2 separate regions of the Mus musculus genome follow, and region 1 is linked to region 2. The links are chromatin loops, found by intact Hi-C in ENCODE. Cell type or tissue: heart. All regions are shown on one strand. Links, peaks and the distances in the headings refer to the core of each region. The heading gives the core; the rest is flanking DNA. Region 1 overlaps Cuedc1 (CUE domain containing 1). Region 2 overlaps Dynll2 (dynein light chain LC8-type 2).

Region 1 (9,310 bases), core at 737-8,736, 220 kb before region 2:
GGAGTAAAAATAAAATAATTCATCCAGGTGGTGGTGGTGCACACCTGTAATCCCAGCACTTGGGAGGCAGAAGCAGGTGGATCCTGAGTTTGAGGCCAGCTTGGTTTACAGACAAGTTCCCAATAGCCAGAAATACACAAAGAAACCCTGTCGGGAAAGTACACACACACACACACACACACACACACACACACACACACACACACACGCACGCATGCATGTCTTCAAGTCCACTACCTATAAACCAGAACTATATATATGTAATCTAAAAAGGAAGAAAGAAAAGAGACTCTGACCTCTAGGTCAGCTATGAAGGCTCAAGGTCCCAGTTCCTGAGATCTAGGGTAGTCAGCTCTGGGGAGTAAACATGCTCCTAGCTAAATATAACCTTCCCAGCCCTCATCAACTTTCTAATTCTGTCCATGTCAGAACTATCTGCTGGCCTTGCCTAGAATCACACTTCCCTTCTCCCTCCAAGGCCTGCCTAGCACGGCCTATGATGGGAAAGCATTGGAAAGGCTTATTCCAAGTTCATGGAGGAAAGTCAAAGACGAAACTTTCCAATTCAGAAGAAATCACAAGTGTGTGTTTGGCAGGGGTCTCTAAATTATCTTGGAGTTTTTGAAATTTCCCTTGCCATGTTTAATCCTTCCTGTAACAGAAAGAAAAGAATATTGGTGGGCAGAGAGAAGGACTCAGGGATGTGGGGACCTGGCTGATCAGAAGTTCACACCCAAGATGTGTTCACTCATAACCCAAGATGAAGTTGTTGGGTAGCTGAGACCAGAAAGAGCAGAGCGGAGGCTCTCTGTCTTCTAGACTAGGCTAAGGTACACAGTAAGTGCTGGCCAGCAACTGTCCCATGGTGGTTATAGTGTCACTGTTGTGAGGTCATCTGGGAGTGCAGCTGATGGCATCTCACAGGTGGCCTTATGGAAGATGGGGGTGAGCTTAGCACCTTACTTGCAAGTACTCTTCTGCTAAGTCCTACCTACCCCTGCCCCTACTCCTCTTCTCATGTTTTACTTAGACAAGATCTCACTAAGTTTCTCAGGCTGGCCTTGCACTTGTGATCCTTCTAGCTTAGCCTCCAAAGTAGCCTGAATTGCAAACCTGTACAAGACCTGAAATTGTTAGGTTTTTTTTTCCCCCCTTGAAAAGTGATCCATTCTTTCCACTTAGCACTTAAACACAAGCTCTCACCTGACTAGGTGTTCTAATGAACCATCTCTTCCACCCCTTGCTTGTTTTTGCTGTTGTTGCTGCTGCTCTTTGTTTATAGATGCCTCACTAAGTAGCCTGGCTGGCCTGGAACTACAGAGATCTACCTGCATCTGCCTCCCCAGTGCTGGCATTAAAGGCGTGTGCCACTGTGCCAATTGTGGTGGTGGTGGTTTATCGAGATGGGCTGCATCTAGAAGTGCAGTTCTGTTGGTAGAGTGCTTGTGTAGTCCCCACAAAGTACAGCATCAAATAGAACAGGACATGATGACGTGGGACAGTCACCCCAGGTCTCCAGAGGCAGAACTGAGAGACTCAGAAACTGAAGGCCATCCCCAGTGACAAAGGAACTTGGAGACCAAATTTCTGTGTGTGGTTTGCACCCACCAGCCCCTCGCTCTCTGCTCCCAGCTAGATTCTAGTTGATTCTGAAGTTGGAGGCACAGGCAGGGAGTGGAAGGAAGGAGTGTGGAGGTGAGCGTTGACCCATCCCCTACTCCATCCCTGCACACTCTGAGAACGGAAGGTCACATAGCTTACCCTGAGCCACTCTGCACAGCTATCTCTCAGACCAGGTTCAGCTCATTGACCTGTGCTCTTGGCATCCAGTCTACATACCCACCCCCACGTGGCTTCCATATATTCTGCCAATGTCTGTGTAAATAGCACCCCTGCTTAAGGAGTGCATGGGAATTTGTCAGACAAAGAGAACACTGGAAATGCCAGCCTCTTGTTAAAATCATGAGAACTCCTAGCCTTGTGTGCTGGAGAGCTTGGTTCATGGTAATCAGGCGATTGCTTCATTTAAATAATAGAAAATTATGAAAGGGGTACCCTCCAGAAGACAACCCATGGGCCTTGGTTCTCTGCTTTCTCTGTGTAGAGGCCAAGGTTGAATTCACGTGCCCCAGCTTGGCATCAAGTGCCCTTACCTGCTGAGCCATCTCCTTGGCTCTAGCAATTGCTTTAAATGGGAGGAAAGAAATAGTATGTATTCATACACAGTATAAGAATTATAGGGTTGCACAACCTGGACTACATAATGTGTTCCAAGCCAGCTTGGCTTGGACTGCAGAAAGAGACCCTGTCTTAAAACACACACACACACACACACACACACACACACACACACACACACACACCCCTCTACTAAGGTGAGGAGGGCACAAGGCAGGGAAGGGAGGGTGTGGTCCCCTTGCTCTTCTCCAGGCTGTGGAGTCCCTGGCTTTCTTTCTAGCTAAGCATGCCCTCTAGGGTGCCCATGTCTGCAGTCCCCACCATACCCAGCCACATGCTGTTAGTGCTCCAACATAGTCTTTCCCTCTCAATTCTGTCTGTTTACTTGTCTGAGTCTATCTCCCTGGGCCTCTTTCGGGGCAGGGCTTACCACTGGTTCTTAGTGAGTTTTCTAGTGAACAGCATGGATAAATAAAGCCAAGTCAGGACAAATGAGGGTGTAGTGACCACAGGCCACTTATGCCTGCCTGCCTGCCTGCCTGCCTGCCTGCACACATCTTGCATGGCCACCTGAGCCCTTTGAGGCCTTGCCAAAACACAGTCTATGTGGAGGCATTTTCCTACCCCACCATGCATTGAGTGTGTCCTTCACTTTTACCTGTGGCTGCCCACTGCCTCAGCAATGAATAAATACTTTTTATAGTCCTCTGGGGCTTCTGCTTTGGTTTCTGTAAAACGGAGATAACCATAGCACCTAACAGAAGCCTGTTTTCTATGAGTGTTTGTGCCTGTTTGGAACCTCAGCACTTGGGAGGTGGAGGCAGGAGGATCTCAAGTTCAGAACCATCTGGACTATATAGTGAGACCCTCTCTCAGGGGCAGGAGTTGGAAGAGCCTTGTCGTGAAGAGTCAATGCGTTAACGCTGCAAAGCATTTGTGCAGTGAACATAGCTAATGATGATTTCTGAGGACTCCACCCTTAGGAGCAGAGTGAAATCACAGCTAACAATTCACAAGACATTCACAGTCACCCTCCACTCACCAGCGATTGCCCCGAGGAAGACTCCAGCACAGACAAAGGAGAGAGCGACACTTTGTGCCCATAACTGCCCTGGAGGTCTATGTGACTTTGTCTCCTCTCCATCACCAAGGAAAGAGGAGTGGCTGAGCCTGAGCCACATTCCATTGGAGTTTATGCTAATTAGACACATTTTGACGGCTTTCTTGGCAGGTATTTCTGGGCCTGTAAATCTGGGGGAAGCTCCTAGGGAATTTGAGAAGGCAGATTCTGTTTAGGTTGGCCTGGACTGGGGGCTTGAACTGCTCTTCTCTTCTCTTCTCTTCTCTTCTCTTCTCTTCTCTTCTCTTCTCTTCTCTTCTCTTCTCTTCTCTTCTCTTCTCTTCTTTCTTTAAATAGTTATTTATTTAATGTACACGAGTAACACCATAACTGTCCCCAGACACACTGGAAGACTGCATTGGACTCTGTTACAGATGGCTGTGAGCCACCATGTGGTTGCTGGGAATTGAACTCAAGACCTCTAGACAAACAGCAGTCAGTGCTCCCAACCTCTGAGCCATCTCTCCAGCCCTTGAACTGCATGTCTAACAAGCTTCTGGGTTGGCAGCCAGTCTGCTAGTCTGCAAGTAGGGTAATCAGCTTTCTCAAGCTTACAGTGTAAGTTGGAATGGACTTTCTTGGTTCTAGCGTTGGGAGTTTTGCATCCAGGCCACCCTTTGAATGACAAGGTCACAGCATGGCAGGCTTCTGTAGAGTTCAAGCTAGCTTCACAACTGCTCACTCTAGAGTTCCTGGAAGAATCCTCTTGACATGATGTTCCCCGTTTAATTAATGAACCCGAGGGCTTGGCACACTCTTTAATCCCAGCACCTTGGAGGCAGGAGCAGACAGATCTCTGAGTCTGGGGCCAGCCTGGTCTACAAAGCAACTTCCAGAACAGCCGGGCATACACAGTGAGATCCTCTCTGAAACAACAACAAATCTAGAATTGACAACCATAGGTTGACTGTGCCCCTGCCCCCAGGTAGGGTAGGGCTTGCCTTATGGATCCTGAAGCTTACATAACTTCAGTGACATTTGACATTTAAAAACATCTTTGTTTCGCAATTTCCACCAAATATGGCTATATGAACAATCTTCTGTCTGTATGGCTTGAAGCCAAAGATGAACTCTTGGCCTCTTGCCAAAAAAAAAAATGTTCTACTTTTCTGTGGTCAGTGACATCCACTTCTGCAAAATGACCACCTGGTGGCAGTAGGATTCCACAGACCCTTTTCTTACACACACACACACACACACACACACACACACACACACACACACACACACACTCGCCAGAAATTTCCAGCATTCTCCTAGCTGGCCCAGATCACTAATCCAACAAATGAATCTATGCTGTGATAATGGGCAGAAGGAGTCTGTGTGCTTCTCTCTCAATAGCAGGCTTGCAGCTTGCTGGATATGCTTAAGAGATTGTTTGGAAACCCAGATAAAAAAAATGCTAGTGGGGGAGTTCCGGACACTTTGCTGGGTCACAGATATTCTGGGAAGTGGTTTTGGGCAGGAAGACCCTTTCTGTTCGTCACACATGGTATCCAGGTGGGGATCCTGGATCTTGTCACCTGTCCTCCTCTTGTCTGCCAGCAGGTAGCTTAGCACTGAGGTATCAACTCTGAAATTCTCCTGCTTGGGTTCAAATCCAGGGATACTTACTAAGGATGGAGATCACATAAGAGGCACAACTTCATCTCTGGACCTCCCTGCACCTCCATTTCCTGGTGCGTAAAAAATGGGAGTAACAATGATTTTGTATTCTCATTGCTGGGTTGGGTACAATAAAACACATAAGGCACCCCCAGGAGAGTGGCCAGCAGACAGTGAACCCCAATAACTGCTATCATCATTGCACCTCACACCCTACCTGCCCCTTGTTCTTCAGGACAAATTCTCTGACCATTATGGCCCACTCCTGAGCAGTGCTTCAAGACAACGAGGGGACAGAAGTTGAGACTCAATGTAACCACACCAGTTCTTCTGTACACACTGCTTATCAGATCCCATGATTTTCTTGCAAGTTGAGGCCATTGCCCAGGGATGCCAAAATGTGTGAAGGGCCAGGGGCACTGGCAGGCTCGGAATCCAGACAGAATTTTTACAGAAATCTTTGAGTGTCACCTTATGACACTCAGGAGCACACATGTGATCACCAGGAGCTTAACATGTGCAGATGACATGATGTCCAAGGGCTGATGGCTGTGGTCAGGAACAGGCTGTCTCCACTTCTTGGTCTGGTCTTCACACTCTTTAACCTGGTAATGTCTCTTCCCAGACCGCTCATTCTATGGTGTAGTTACAATCACCTTCAGACTTTCTTATACTAATAGGAAAAATGGCACATGGCTCTAAGAACTTTCCTGTAAATTAGAATCACCTGAGATTTTACAATCAAATTCTCAGGCTAAATTGCAAACCAAGTACAATATGATGTAGAGGATGCATGCATTCTAAAGTGCAAATCTCAGACCTATGGACGTTTTTGGCTACAATGTTCATAAGACACTTGAATTAAAACATAATTTTGGTGCTTTGGGAGCTGTCTTTTTCTTTTTTCTTTTTAAAGATTTATTTTTATTTTATGTATGTAAGTACACTATAGCTGTTGCTGTCTTCAGACACACCAGAAGAGGGCATCGGATCCCTTTACAGATGGTTGTGAGCCACCATGTGGTTGCTGGAAATTGAACTCAGGACCTCTGGAAGAAGCCAGTGCTCTTAACTGCTGAGCCATCTCTCCAGACCCAGGGGAGCTGTCTTTTAGTTTGTTTGTTTGTTTGTTTGTTTCCGAGACAGGGTTTCTCTGTGTAGCCCTAGCTGTCCTGGAACTCACTCTGTAGACCAGGCTGGCCTCGAACTCAGAAATCCATCTGCCTCTGCCTTCCAAGTGCTGGGATTAAAGGCGTGCGCCATCACTGCCCGGCCGGGAGCTGTCTTTTTGAGTTTCTGTTTATTACAATTGTGTGTATGCTCGTGTGCACATGCCAATGCATGTACTCGGAGGTCAGAGGATTTCAGGTGGTTCTCTCCTTCCACAGTGAGATCTGGGATCAAGCTCAGCTGGCTGATGCCAGTGCTTTTCCTATGACATCATCTTCCTGGCCCAGAACTTGTTTTCAGACTTGAGTATAGATTAGAGTTATCTTCGGAGCTTGTTACAATGCCTTCCTGTTGTAACTTTGATAGATTTTTATTTTTATTTTATTTTATTTGGTTTTTCAAGACAGGGTTTCTCTGTCTAGCCCTGGCTGTCCTGAAACTCACTTTGTAGACCAGGCTGGCCTCGAACTCAGAAATCTGCCTGCCTCTGCCTCCCAAGTGCTGGGATTAAAGGCGTGCGCCACCACGCCTGGCGGGACATTTCTTTTAAAAACATTTTTATTTAAAAATTATCGTGTGTGTGTGTGTGTGTGTGTGTGTGTGTCGTCAGAAGTGAGCATCAGATCTCCAGAACCTAGAAGGCAAGCATTTCTACAAGCACACAGGTAGCTCTACAGCTTCCTTTCAGTACAGCACAGTTCTCGGACACTGATGAATAACTGGCCTAAGGTAGGAAGAGAATCTTAGTTTGCATGTATAGCATGCCACCTGACTTAGGAATGCCACCATACCAGCCTAACTGTATCTGTTAGGGTTAAGGTAGGACCCCGAGGGCAGGGCAACAGGAACAGTTGTTTATATCCTAGCTTGAAATCCTTTCCTTGAGGGAAAGAGCCTTGTCGAGATGACTCTGAGCCCAGAACAAGAAACGTGTGCTGTTAAAAGTCACAAGTCTCCACATGAGGAAGACATTTAACCTTGAGAATTGCCCGTTTCCTTCTTCAGTCGCCAGCATCCTGTCCCTGCCCACGTAAAGGTGAAAGAGTCCAGCTGAGTTGGGGGACTGAGGAAGCTAAGCCGTTGCGTTCCTTTTGAAGTGCAAGGTGCACACTTCTGTGATGCACACCTAATGGTGACACCCCCAAGTCACCATTAATCCCTGCTTTGGTGTTTAATGCGGGGAAGCACGGTATTGACGCTTTCACAACGGGCTGGGTTTCTTAACCCTGTTTTCTCGCCAATCAGCAAGTGGCTTTTTGTTTTGGTTTGGTTTGGTTTTTTGAGCGGCAAAGAGGAAGGAGGCTTGCTAGACAAAGCCAGCAGGTCACACAGACAGCAGGTGTCACCACCTATGGTGGTGTGCAGGGCGACTGAGTTCTCTGGGTCTTAAAAACAACCTTGAGTGAAGGTTAGCGGAGGTGTGTGTTTTGGGGGGCGGGGAGGCAACCAGATGGGGGAGAGGATGGGAAAAGCGAGGCAGGTGACCCAAGGATTCGGCAAGACTCCAAAAACCAAATCCTCTCACCTGCGGAAACAAAAGGAGGGAGGGTCCAGCCCACGCCGCTGGCCACATCAGAGCACCAAGAGAACACCAAGTCTTTATTACCGGAATTCCTATGAAACAGCTCCAAGGAAAAAAACAAAAAAAAAAACACACACTGGAGGGAAAGAATAACAAAGTGACACACACACAAACCTAGGGCTTCCCCGAGGGCGCCCGGCCTTGGAGCAGGGAGGGCCCAGACACGTCTGGAGCTCAGTTTAGCCTCCCGGGGCTCCTGGAGGTGGGGAGCTGTCTTTCTCTCCAGGGTTCACGGGCCTGGCTCGGAGCCAACGTGGTCCCCACCCCCACCCGGACTGGCTGCGCACGCTTCCCCACTTGGTCACTCTCTGCGTACACCTCTCTTCCGAGCCCGGGGAAGCTCGACTGACCCGCAGGAGTTGAGGCGTTTGCGGTCCCATGCCCACCAGGCTCCCATTTTCTGCCAGTCCTTAGCAGCCCCCACCACCCACGCATCGGATCCCATTCTCAACCAGGACCCCCGCACCTGTCCAGACTTCCCAGATCTCTCTAAATGGTCAGCGCGTTCCCAGGTCGTGGGGCGAGCGGGACACGGGTGCGGCCTCCGTCCCGTGGCAGTGGTTGGTGCAGGTTCCTTAAATCGCCTCTGGTCTCTCCACCTGAGGCACCCGGCAAGTTCTCGTTCTAGGTGCTTGCCGCTCTGCCGAGGCTGGCAACTTCGGCAACTTGCACGTCAGTCTGCACCTTTTCATTTGGGGTCACCCCAACTCTTAAACTCCAGCACCTTCCCCTCTTACAAAAAACAGCAGGACCGGTCCAGCCCCTGGGGTACTCCACTGTGATGTAAATTTAGAACCTGTTTCTGTGTTCAGCCTAACTAAAGACCCTGCCTAAACAGAATCCGACAGCTCCGGGGTCACTCTCCCCATCCCGGCTGGGTCAAATGGAGGCTGCTGGAGGTGACAGCCAGCCCTTAATAGAAGCAGCCCTATAAACTGGACCCGACAAGACCGAAGTGTCCAGAGTTCCGTGCAGGGTTGGAGCCAAGAGTCAGCAGTCCCCGACAAGGCTGAGGTGCAGGAGACCTTGGGGGGGAGGGGGGGGGAAGGCCGCAGCGGCTTGGGGGAGGGTATAGATCGGACCCACTGTGGCAGGTCAGGAGAGATAGGAAAGAAACCGAACTCTCTTCAGGCCCAAAGAATCTCCACATGGGTCATCTTGTCAGTTCCTAACTGGAACCTTGGGATCCTTCTTCTTCCTCTCTTTCTTTCTTTCTTTCTTTCTGGAAAGGGGGGGGGGTTTCCTGCATTTCTGCTCATCCCCTATAGAGGAGCCAGACTACAAATGGGGTTTGTGGCTGGCTGGCTGCTGTCTCGAAGGCTCCAGGCCCCTCCTCCAATCATAAGCAGCTCTGAAAGTTCTAAGTCCTGTCTGTGGAAAGCGGCAGTGGCTGGGCTGGGCTGTGTGGCTGAAGAAGCCTGAGCCTTGGTGTGCGAGCACCGTCTGTCTGGGCTGCAGCTGGAGGGCACTGGTGCTGCTCTCTGGTTGCCCCCACCCAGTCAGAGCATCTCTGGCAAGGTGAAGCTGCTGGCACCTGGGGAGTAGAGAGAATGAGACGTTTTTTCATCAAAGGAGCTCCTCCGTCACCGGCTTTCCCCGCCACCGGAGAATATGAGGCTCCTCCTCCTCTTGCCGGAGGTTCTAGATCATTCTGG
Region 2 (9,310 bases), core at 985-8,984:
ACATTCTGTCTGCTCCCTGCTTAGCCCTCGTTTTTTCTCATTCCTTCGTTCTCTTAGAGCAGCCCCTATTGTTGGCTGGCAAGGGAATTTCTGGTGACTGTAGTTCCTTAGTTAGGTCTTAGCAATCAAACCAAATCAATGCCCGTCAGTTCTTCTTTGTGTACGTTTGTGTTTGTCTGTGTGCGTGTGTGGGGGTGGGTTTGGGGTAGAAGGGTGGGAAGGGGCAGGATAAGTGGAATCTCTAGGGTGTATGGGAAGTAGAGGGCAGTTAGTTCTAAGTGGGCTTTTATGTTCCCTGTTGTGAGGGTGAGAACAGGTTGGTATCAAACCATCCCCCTCCCCTTAGTTCATCTTGCTTGGACACTGCTTTGCCTTGTGGCTGTCTGTTCCCTGGGAAAGGTTTTGGAAGGTCACCCAGAACAGGATGGCCATACTAACATCTTTCCTGGAGTTGGATCTGGGACCAGGTGACTGGTCTCTAGTGGGAAGTGAGAATGGAAGTGATGGGGTGGAGGGCTCCTTGGAACAGGTCTGAAGTATAGCAATGACCTCTGGGAGGCAGGAGGTGGAGAATGGAAGTGGGGTGGAGGGCTCCTGGAACAGGTCTGAAGTATAGCAATGACCTCTGGGAGGCAGGAGGTGGAGAAGGCTGACTGGGAGGAGATTCCAGAGAAGAGTGCAAGGGAAACCTTGTCTGTCGGTGACATGATTGGGGTGGGTGGGGGTTGTCATTGCCAATTGAGCTGCTGATTCTTATGAATCACATTCAGAACTCGCATAGGGTTGACACTGTAAGGGGTGGGGAAATCTAGCTATTTTTTTTTCCCCAGCCCATTCTTGGGGGTCGGGGGGAGGCAGGAGAATGCCCCTTCCTCCTAAGCCCTTCCTGTGTGTTGAGCTTTTGTTTTTCTTCAGTGCTGGCAGGGGAGGGTGGGAACTGGTGGGGACTGAGTTCCCTGTTCAAACCGTTATTGGGTACAGGATTGAATGTTTGATTTTAGGTTTTATTTTTCTTATGAATGTCCAGATCTGTGTTTCCCTGCCCTCCCAGACTCTGGCCAGTTGGAAGTGTCTCGTTTTTGTTCATCTCTCATTTCTGGTGCAGTGACTGAGACCCTGCCACATCTATGCTCTGCATCCACGCCTCTTTTGGACATTAAAGGTCGATTGATGCACTTCTGAGCTGTTGGGGTTTCTTTGGGGGCGATGGGTGGGTGGGCCTGATGCTGTTAGTGCCACCGGTGGGTGGGCTAGGTCTGTGTTTCATAGGGTGAGGTAGAGCTGTGCTTTCAATGAGTATAGGAGGTAGGTGGGGCTTCAGGTATGAAATTGGGTGGGTGAGTCTTTTGGGGAAGACTGTGGAACTGTGAGGTACCAAAGGATTAATTAAGGGACTGCAGAGCCTGCCTTGCTGCTGCCTTTGCTGGTTAGTGATTGAGAGAGCTGGAGTCTTGGGTGTTTCAGGACAAAGGCTCAGTTCAAGTTTTAGCAGAAATGAGGGGGACTGAAGGACCAAAGTTAGCTATTTCTGCTCCATATGTCTCCTGGAACAACACATTTCTGAACAGTCCAGTCTAGTCTTACTCTTTAGGACTTCCTGGAGGCCACCTTGTGGAGAGCCCTGGAAGGGAATGATAAACAGGGTCATAGGACTGTGGAAGAAAGACGGGAACTGAAATTCTCGCAGAAGAAACGGGCACTCAAAGCTGTGGCCGGGTGGGATGACTGTGTTTCAGTCATGGGGCCTTCTCTAGTCCTTTGAGAAGGGTATTGGGGGTGTCAGTCCCCCCTGTACTCCCTTCCCCCCTGAGAACAAGAGCACTGGGAATGAGAGTGGGGTAACCAGTAGAGACTAGCAATGTAACAGTGGATAGGAGGTGTCCATAGTGTGGCTGGCAGTCTCCCTGTCCCTGCTAGTGACCTCTACCCTAGGCCCAAGGTACAGTAGCTATTGTAGCCTTTGCTCAAATACCAGACACCTGGACATCATGCAGAGTGGTGCGTCTTCCCTCCACGACTGCCTTGACCCCTTTCATTCTGCATAGTTATGCCAACTTGCCTCGCTTACTTCTGCCCACGTTCCCCACTGCTTTTATCTTGAAGCCTAGCTGTGCCCATCTGCAGCAAGCGCTAGAAAAATATTTCCTGGCCAGATGGAAGCAGCATCCGCCAGTCTAGGCAGCCGCCTTGATGGGGGTCACCTGGCCTTTTGGGAGACTCGTGGGGATGATAGATAGCAAGGTGTAGGCCATCTTGCTTGCCAGCTCTGAGAAAGAAAGAAGGTGCATTTCATTTTTAGAACATTGCTTTCACATTGCTTGATTTCTCCCTTAAGAGCAGTCATTAGTCAAATGATTTGGGGATGAACAAGCCGAATTGTCCTAAACCCGCTCAGCTGTTAGCACTGCTAAAGCTCCAGCTTGAAGCAGGAATGGTGCGGTTCTCACTGGTACATCTTAAGGTTTAGACCTAGCCCTACATTGGGTAATGAACGCTAACTTCACTGGTGGGCTTCAGTTTCTCTGCTTGACCAAGGGCAGGAAGGATAAGGTGTTTCCCACAGCTATCCCTCTCCAAGGGTTGAGCTGCCCTCTTTGTAAGGCCTCTGTCTTAGGGGAGAGAGGCCACGCCCCTAATTCTGATCTCTTAGGTCTCCCCTGAATTAAAGACATCCTCTTCACTGAAGGTTAGGTGTGCCTGTGTCTGATGGGTGTGAACTTAGTGTCCACACCAATACACACATCATTGGATGACTGCTGTGTTGATAGGCCTGTGAGGCTGAAGAGGACTGGTATTGCCCGGTTCCTGCTTGTGACACCTGCCTATCTGAGTTTTGGGCTTTTTAGAGAGGCCCAACATTCAGAAACAGTGCTGTGGGGAGAATGTGTAAAAGGCACCAGCCCCTGCCCACTGCATCTGGGCAAGTTGTTTGGCTTTTCTGAACCATCTGTGCATGAAGAATATGCCTCTTCTGCAGTGTGGCTCTGAGGGTCCAGTGGCTTCTATCAAAATGCTTTGAATTGGAAAGATAACTGAAGATAATCTGCCTAATAAAGTCAGAAGAGGCAGGATTCTGAGGGAACTCGAGTTCGTTCTCACACACGTTACACCAGCCCTTTCCTTCCCCATACATTTGTGTACACACACAGAAAAGGCCCACGAACAGAAACAGACCTGAAGTCACAAGGATGCTAGGACAAGTGGGATGCACACTGAACTCTGCTGGTGCACAGCTCAGGGTTTTAGTGTATCTCAGGTACACGTTTGTGCAAACAGCAACGTTTATGTCCCCCTTGAGGGAAACCCTGTAGCTATTTGCAGTCAATTCCCGTTGCCTTTTCAGCCTCTAGAAAACACTAATCACATGCATGTGCCCAAATGTGGCTCATAGAGGCTGACACCGGGTGCCTCCATCACTTCTTAACTCAGACCATCTCACAAAGCCTGGAGTTTGCTGACTTGGTTGGACTGGGTGATTAGCGAGTTGCTGCCTATCCCCGCCTCCCCTCTGCCATGTCCCATTGCTTTTTTTTTTTTTTTTTTTTTTGAGACTGGGTTTCTCTGTGTAGCCCTGGCTGTCCTGGAACTCACTCTGTAGACCAGGCTGACCTTGAACTCGGAAATCCGCCTGCCTCTGCCTCCCGAGTGCTGGGATTAAAGGCGTGCACCACCACCACCTGGCTTTCCCACTGCATCTTTTGTTTTTTGTTTTTTTTTTCCTAATTCATTAAAATTTTTAAAAAGTTATAAATATGGATGCTTTGGAGATATGCATGTCTGCATAATATATGTATGTATTGTGCCTTTAGTACATACATATTGGATCCCCTGGAACTGGAGTCACAGACAGTTGTGACCAAATAGGTCTTGGAGTTGAACCCAAGTCCTCTGGAAGAGCACCAGTGTTCTTAAGTGCAGAGCTTACTCTCCAGCTCCTTCACCTGGGTTTTAGAATGTGGATCCTGGGGAATTGAGCTCAGGTCCTCATGCTAGTGTGGCAGCACTTTACCAACCGAGCCATCTCCCCAGCCCACTAATGCTTTGTGTCTCAGAATTTGCCCAGTCACATTTCACATAAATAGATTCCTGCAATATCTAGCTTTTGAGTCTAGCTTCTTAGTGTGTTTTCATGATATGCCAATGGCGTACCTTTCTGGAAAAGTACCGCTCCACTAAGCAGACTTAATACATTCTGCTCACCGTTAAAGGATTTTTTTTTGTTTTTGTTTTTATTTTTTGTTTGTTTTTGCTATTGAAAACTGCTGCTATGAACATTATTCATGTTTTTGTGTGGGTATCTTGAGGTTGCCACATCTACTGAACTGCCATTGTAGCAGAAAGTGGTGATAGTCTGTAAATAAGTGAACATCACTCTTCCAGTAAGCCTTCGTGCAGATGGGGTCCAGATTTGCCTGGACCATACCTGGCCAACCTCCAATCCAGCTGCTTTCACAGGACTCAGTATTCCAGAACTACTACGGAAGGTGACTTCTCCCTCTTCGGCAGCCAGTAGGTTCCCCTCTGTAGTGCATTGGTGTTAGGAATGGTGGTATTTCTAACCAGTTAGAAGCTGGTACTGGCCATCATCAAAAGTGGCTGTATATGTGCAGTGACATGGGCAAGCCCTTGACCCTTGCCACCAACGGCAGGCAGGAGAGCTGGCCCTGCCCCTTACCAGCTGCAGCACTCAGGAGAACCAGCCATGCACCTCACCTGGACAGCTCAATAAATCTGGCCCTGGATGTGTGTGTGTGTCTGTGTGTGTGTCTGTGTGTCTGTGTGTCTGTGTGTGGGTCACTGATGAGCTGCCTTCAAGGGCATGAAAGCAGGAGAGCTGACTGGCTGACCAGCTAAGATCCCTCTCAGATCCAGATCTAGGGCTTTGAATTGGCTCAGCCCAACCAACATCTACCCCATCCATGAACTGCTGGAGTGCATGAAGGGGCTGGTCCTACACATCCAAAACTACAGGATCTCCATGACACAGGGCAACAACAGGATCTTTGAGAAGAGTCTCAGTGCTGTTCTAGTATTGATAGTGTATCAGAATCCAGGTGCCTTGGACCAGACCAAGTCATTGCCATGAACATATGCAAGCAGAGAAGTGTGGACAAAGGGTATACTGTGGGCCACTGTGCCACACTACAGCTTCCACAATGAGATAACTTTTCTTTGTTGATGGGGAGGTTGCAGGGGTGGAGGGGAAGAGGGGGAGAGAGGAGTGGAATTGGGGTACATGATATGAAGGTCACAAAAACCGAAAGAAGTGGCTGTGTAATGCTCTGGTACAATGCTACATGTTGAACATGAACGCAGTAAACACTGAGTCATGGTTTAACTCTTCTATCAAAGCAACCCTTTGAGTTCCTGGGACTGGCCATGCCTGTCTTATTTTGGTGAAAGCCAACCTTTGGCCCTCCAAGGAAGCAAGATCTTCTCTGATGATTTATATCAAAGTCACTTCTACTCTAGAAACAGCCAGTCACCCTAGTAGGTTGTCTTGTCCACTAGTTGCCTATCTAGCTAAGTCCCTTGCAAGGAATTGCCTTATGTCTATGTGGGGGCTGGCTAGGCAAGGCTGAAGCCTGTAGAGCAGGCTGTGAGGACAGACTGGCTGGGAGCCTCAGGCTGGAGCTCCACAGGTCAGATCTCTTCGGGGATCCCCATCATCCAGGACAATCGCATTCACATAGTGTTAGCTGAGGCCACAGAGCCTCTTCCCAGCAAACTGCAATTTTGTCTTTCCTACTTGGTCCCGCACACAGCTCCTTAAACCCAATCTCTATTGAGGCAAACAGCCGCGCTTCTGCCTGTCAGAGCACTGCCACCCTGTGGACAACTGGAGATGAGTCAGAGCCCCTGGGAACTGCTTTTTTGTTCCATCTGCAAACTTCATCGGGTGTGATGTAGTTAGCTGTTATGAACACATGAAACGGTAGGGGAGAAGAGGGAGGCAAGTGAGTGTTATGGCATATATACACAAGACAAAAGGGGGTACGCACAAAGCCTTGTTGAGTGGAGCCTCAGGGCTCAGCTTCTCTGTCCCCAGCAAGGCAAACACCTGGATCAGGTAGCCTGGGTAGTGACAGCACCTGGACTGCAGCCCAGACCTGACAGAGAAGCCTCTCTTGGGATGGTCTCAAATCCAGCAGTGGTGGGGACCCTTGGGGTGTGAATGGCGCACTCAGCAAGTCGCTCACGAGTGGTGGACTTTTTTTTTTTTTTTTTTTTTTTTTTTTTTTTTGATGCTGGATGGAACCCAGGGTCTCACAATAGGCAAGCAGTCTGCCTCTGGGCTGCAATCCCCCGGCCAAAAGTGACCAAGATCTGGCCTCCAAAGTCCAAAGAGGTCCACTGTGTCCTTAAGGTTTTTCTTTTTCTTCCCTCCCTGCCAACCTCCCAGCTATACAAAGGGCCCAATGCAAGAATGTATTGTTTACTTTGGAAGAGAAATCTTGACTCAGGCTACTGAACCCCAGAAATTCCACAAAAAGTCTGACATTATCAGGTGGATTCCCTTGTCCCATGAAATACAAATATCTTACTAATGCTACTCTGTGCTCACTACTAGGTCCTACCCATATAATGCCACCATGCAGTGACATCTGGTGGAAGGGAAAGACAAGGTCTCAAGAACTAGATGATAAACTGGGAGAGCGCTTGTGCTGACGGGGGTTGGGGAGAGTGGGTGAGGTGGGGGTGGGGGGGGGAGGGGAGCAAATGGCTTCTGGTTTTTATAAGCAGGTGCTGGGAAAGGCATTTGCTACCTCAAAAGCTGTCTGTTAGATGCCCAGAAATGTGTGGAGCAGGTAGGTCCTTTCTCAGGGCAGACATGGTCACCCCGCAGTTTGTACTGGGAAATGAAGCCCTGAACTTATGCTTCCCCCGCCCCCCTCCCCGTTTTAACTGTATTGGTTACTTGTTTCTGTGACAAAGGCTCTTAAGGAAGGGTTTGCTGGGCTGGTGAGATGGCTCAGTGGGTAAGAGCACCCGACTGCTCTTCCAAAGGTCCGGAGTTCAAGTCCCAGCAACCACACGGTGGCTCACAACCATCCGTAACAAGATCTGATGCCCTCTTCTGGTGTGTCTGAAGACAGCTACGTGTACTTACATATAATAAATAAATAAATCTTTAAAAAAAAAAGGGAAGGGTTTGCTTCAGCTTGGAGTCCCAGGAGTGTGAGGCAGCCAGTCACATTGCCCTCAGTCAGGCAGAGATGAACCTTGGAATGGTGTTACCCACAGGTAAGGTGGGTCTCCCCACCTCAGTGACCCCGTGAAGGCTTTGTCTTCTAGGTTATTTCGGATTCTGCCAACTTGACAGTTGCTATGGTAAATTACTGGAACGAAAGCAACTTCAGGAGAGCAAGGGTTTATTTGGCTATCATAGCAAGGTCAAAGCAGAGACTTGAAGCAGCCGAGTCAGAGGCACAGTCAAGAGTAGAGGGGGAAGAAATGAATGCACGTTTGCTTGTGCTTAGCCCCTCCTCCGGTACAACCCGGTACAACCCAGGACAACCCAGGACTCGAACCCAGGGAATGGTGCTCTCCATACTGAGTTCTTCTCACCCTAACGTAGTCAAGACAGCTCCTTACCCATGCACCCACGGGCCAAGCTAATCAAAACAACCCAGGTGACAACCTGTGCCTATCTGCCTGTGAAACCTCATCCGAAGGGTGTGGTGTACATCTCACCTTTGATCCCAGCCTATGGGAGGTTAGAGGAAGCTGGATCTCTGAAAGCTGAGTGGGAGGTTAGAGGAAGCTGGATCTCTGAAAGCTGAGGCCAGGCAGGTCTACATAAGCAAGTTCCAGACCAGCCAGGGCTCCTCATGGCTCAACCAGCCTTTCTTTTCTTTTCTTTTCTTTTCTTTTCTTTTCTTTTCTTTTCTTTTCTTTTCTTTTCTTTTCTTTTCTTTTCTTTTCTTTTCTTTTCTTTTCTTTTCTCTTCTTTTTCTTTTCTTTCTCTTTCCTTTCCTTTCCTTTCCTTTCCTTTCCTTTCCTTTCCTTTCCTTTTCTTTTCTTTTTTTTTTTTTTAGCCCTGGCTGTCCTGGAACTCACTCTATAGACCAGGCTGGCTTCAAATTCAGAAATCCACCTGCCTCTGCCTCCCAAGTGCTGGGATTAAAGGCCTGAGCCATCACTGCCCGACCAGCCTGCTTTCTTATAGAATCCAGGACCATCTGCCCAGGGATGGCTCCACCCATAATGGGCTGTGCCCTCTCCCATCAATCACTATAAGAAAATGTCCTTGCCATTGTGTGGTGGCGCACGCCTTTAATCCCAGCACTCGGGAGGCAGAGGCAGGCGGATTTCGGAGTTCGAGGCCAGCCTGGTCTACAAAGTGAGCTCCAGGACAGCCAGGGCTATACAGAGAAACCCTGTCTCGAAAAAAAAACCAAAAAAAAAAATGTCCTGGACTGGAGAGATGGCTCAGTGGTTAAGAGCACTGACTGCTCTTCCAAAGGTCCTGAGTTCAAATTCCAGCAACCACACTGTGGCTCACAACCATCTGTAACAAGATCTGACTCCCTCTTCTGGAGTGTCTGAAGACAGTTACAGTGTACTTACATATAATAAATAAATAACTCAAAGAAAGAAAGAAAGAAAGAAAGAAAGAAAGAAAGAAAGAAAGAAAGAAAGAAAGAAAGAAAGAAAGAAAGAAAGAAAGAAGATTTTCTACAGGCTTGCTTTACAGCCCCTTCTTATGGAAGGAATTTCTTAATTGAAGCTCCCTCTTCTCAAATGACTCTAGCTTGTGTCAAGTTGACATAAAACTAGCCAGCACTCAACAGTCTTTAAAAATTCCAGTGTTTTAAAAGTCCAAACTCTCAACTTTGAGCCCAAATTAAATTAAGCAAGTTGTATGCTTTCTTTCTTTATTGTTAATTTTATGTGCACTGGTGTTTTGCCTGCACGTATGTCTGTGTGAGGGCATCAGATCCCCTGGAACTGGAGTCACAGACAGCTGTGAGGTGCTGTGTGGGTGCTGGGAATTGAACCAGGGTCCTCTGGAAGAGCAGCCAGTGCTCTTAACTGCCGAGCTATCTCTGTAGCCCTCCCCTCCCCCAAGCTTTATACTTTCAACATACAATGGAACATACAAACTTTCTTTTTCTTTTCTTTCTTTTTTCTTTTTGTTTTTGTTTTTTTTTTTTCAAGACAGGGTTTTTCTGTGTAGTCCTGGCTGTCCTGGAACTCACTCTGTGGACCAGGCTGGCCTCGAACTCAGAAATCCATCTGCCTCTACCTCCCAAGTACTGGTATTAAAGACGTGTGCCACCACTGCCTGGCTATAAACTTTTTTATT

The links. Hi-C counts contacts between places; a loop is a spot of excess contacts. Peaks named below come from ENCODE experiments on the same cell type or tissue, not always from the same donor. Only the 100,000 strongest peaks of a DNase experiment are listed, where the experiment ranks them.
Region 1: it touches region 2 in a loop (4-fold over the local background); 41 of 42 quality-filtered maps call a loop at or near these places.

Annotation. Positions count from the first base shown.
Region 1 is chr11:88,192,476-88,201,785 of GRCm38, reverse strand. Cuedc1 (CUE domain containing 1) reads right to left here. Exons shown (of 11, transcript NM_198013.3): 11 at 7,646-9,189. It also overlaps a transcript of Mrps23 not described here. Among named protein-coding and RNA genes, the nearest start is that of Mrps23, 7.3 kb to the left of the region's middle. In heart, for the core only: CTCF peaks have their summits at 4,405 (motif pointing right) and 5,876 (motif pointing right); DNase peaks (open chromatin) are centred at 4,465, 7,571 and 7,905; H3K4me3 peaks cover 1,675 bases; H3K27ac peaks cover 3,621 bases; H3K27me3 peaks cover 1,956 bases.
Region 2 is chr11:87,971,397-87,980,706 of GRCm38, reverse strand. Dynll2 (dynein light chain LC8-type 2) reads left to right here. Exons shown (of 3, transcript NM_026556.4): 3 at 1-1,182. Among named protein-coding and RNA genes, the nearest start is that of Dynll2, 11 kb to the left of the region's middle. In heart, for the core only: CTCF peaks have their summits at 1,614 (motif pointing left), 5,835 (motif pointing left) and 6,615 (motif pointing left); no DNase peak of the experiment used is centred there; H3K4me3 peaks cover 268 bases; H3K27ac peaks cover 384 bases; H3K27me3 peaks cover 476 bases.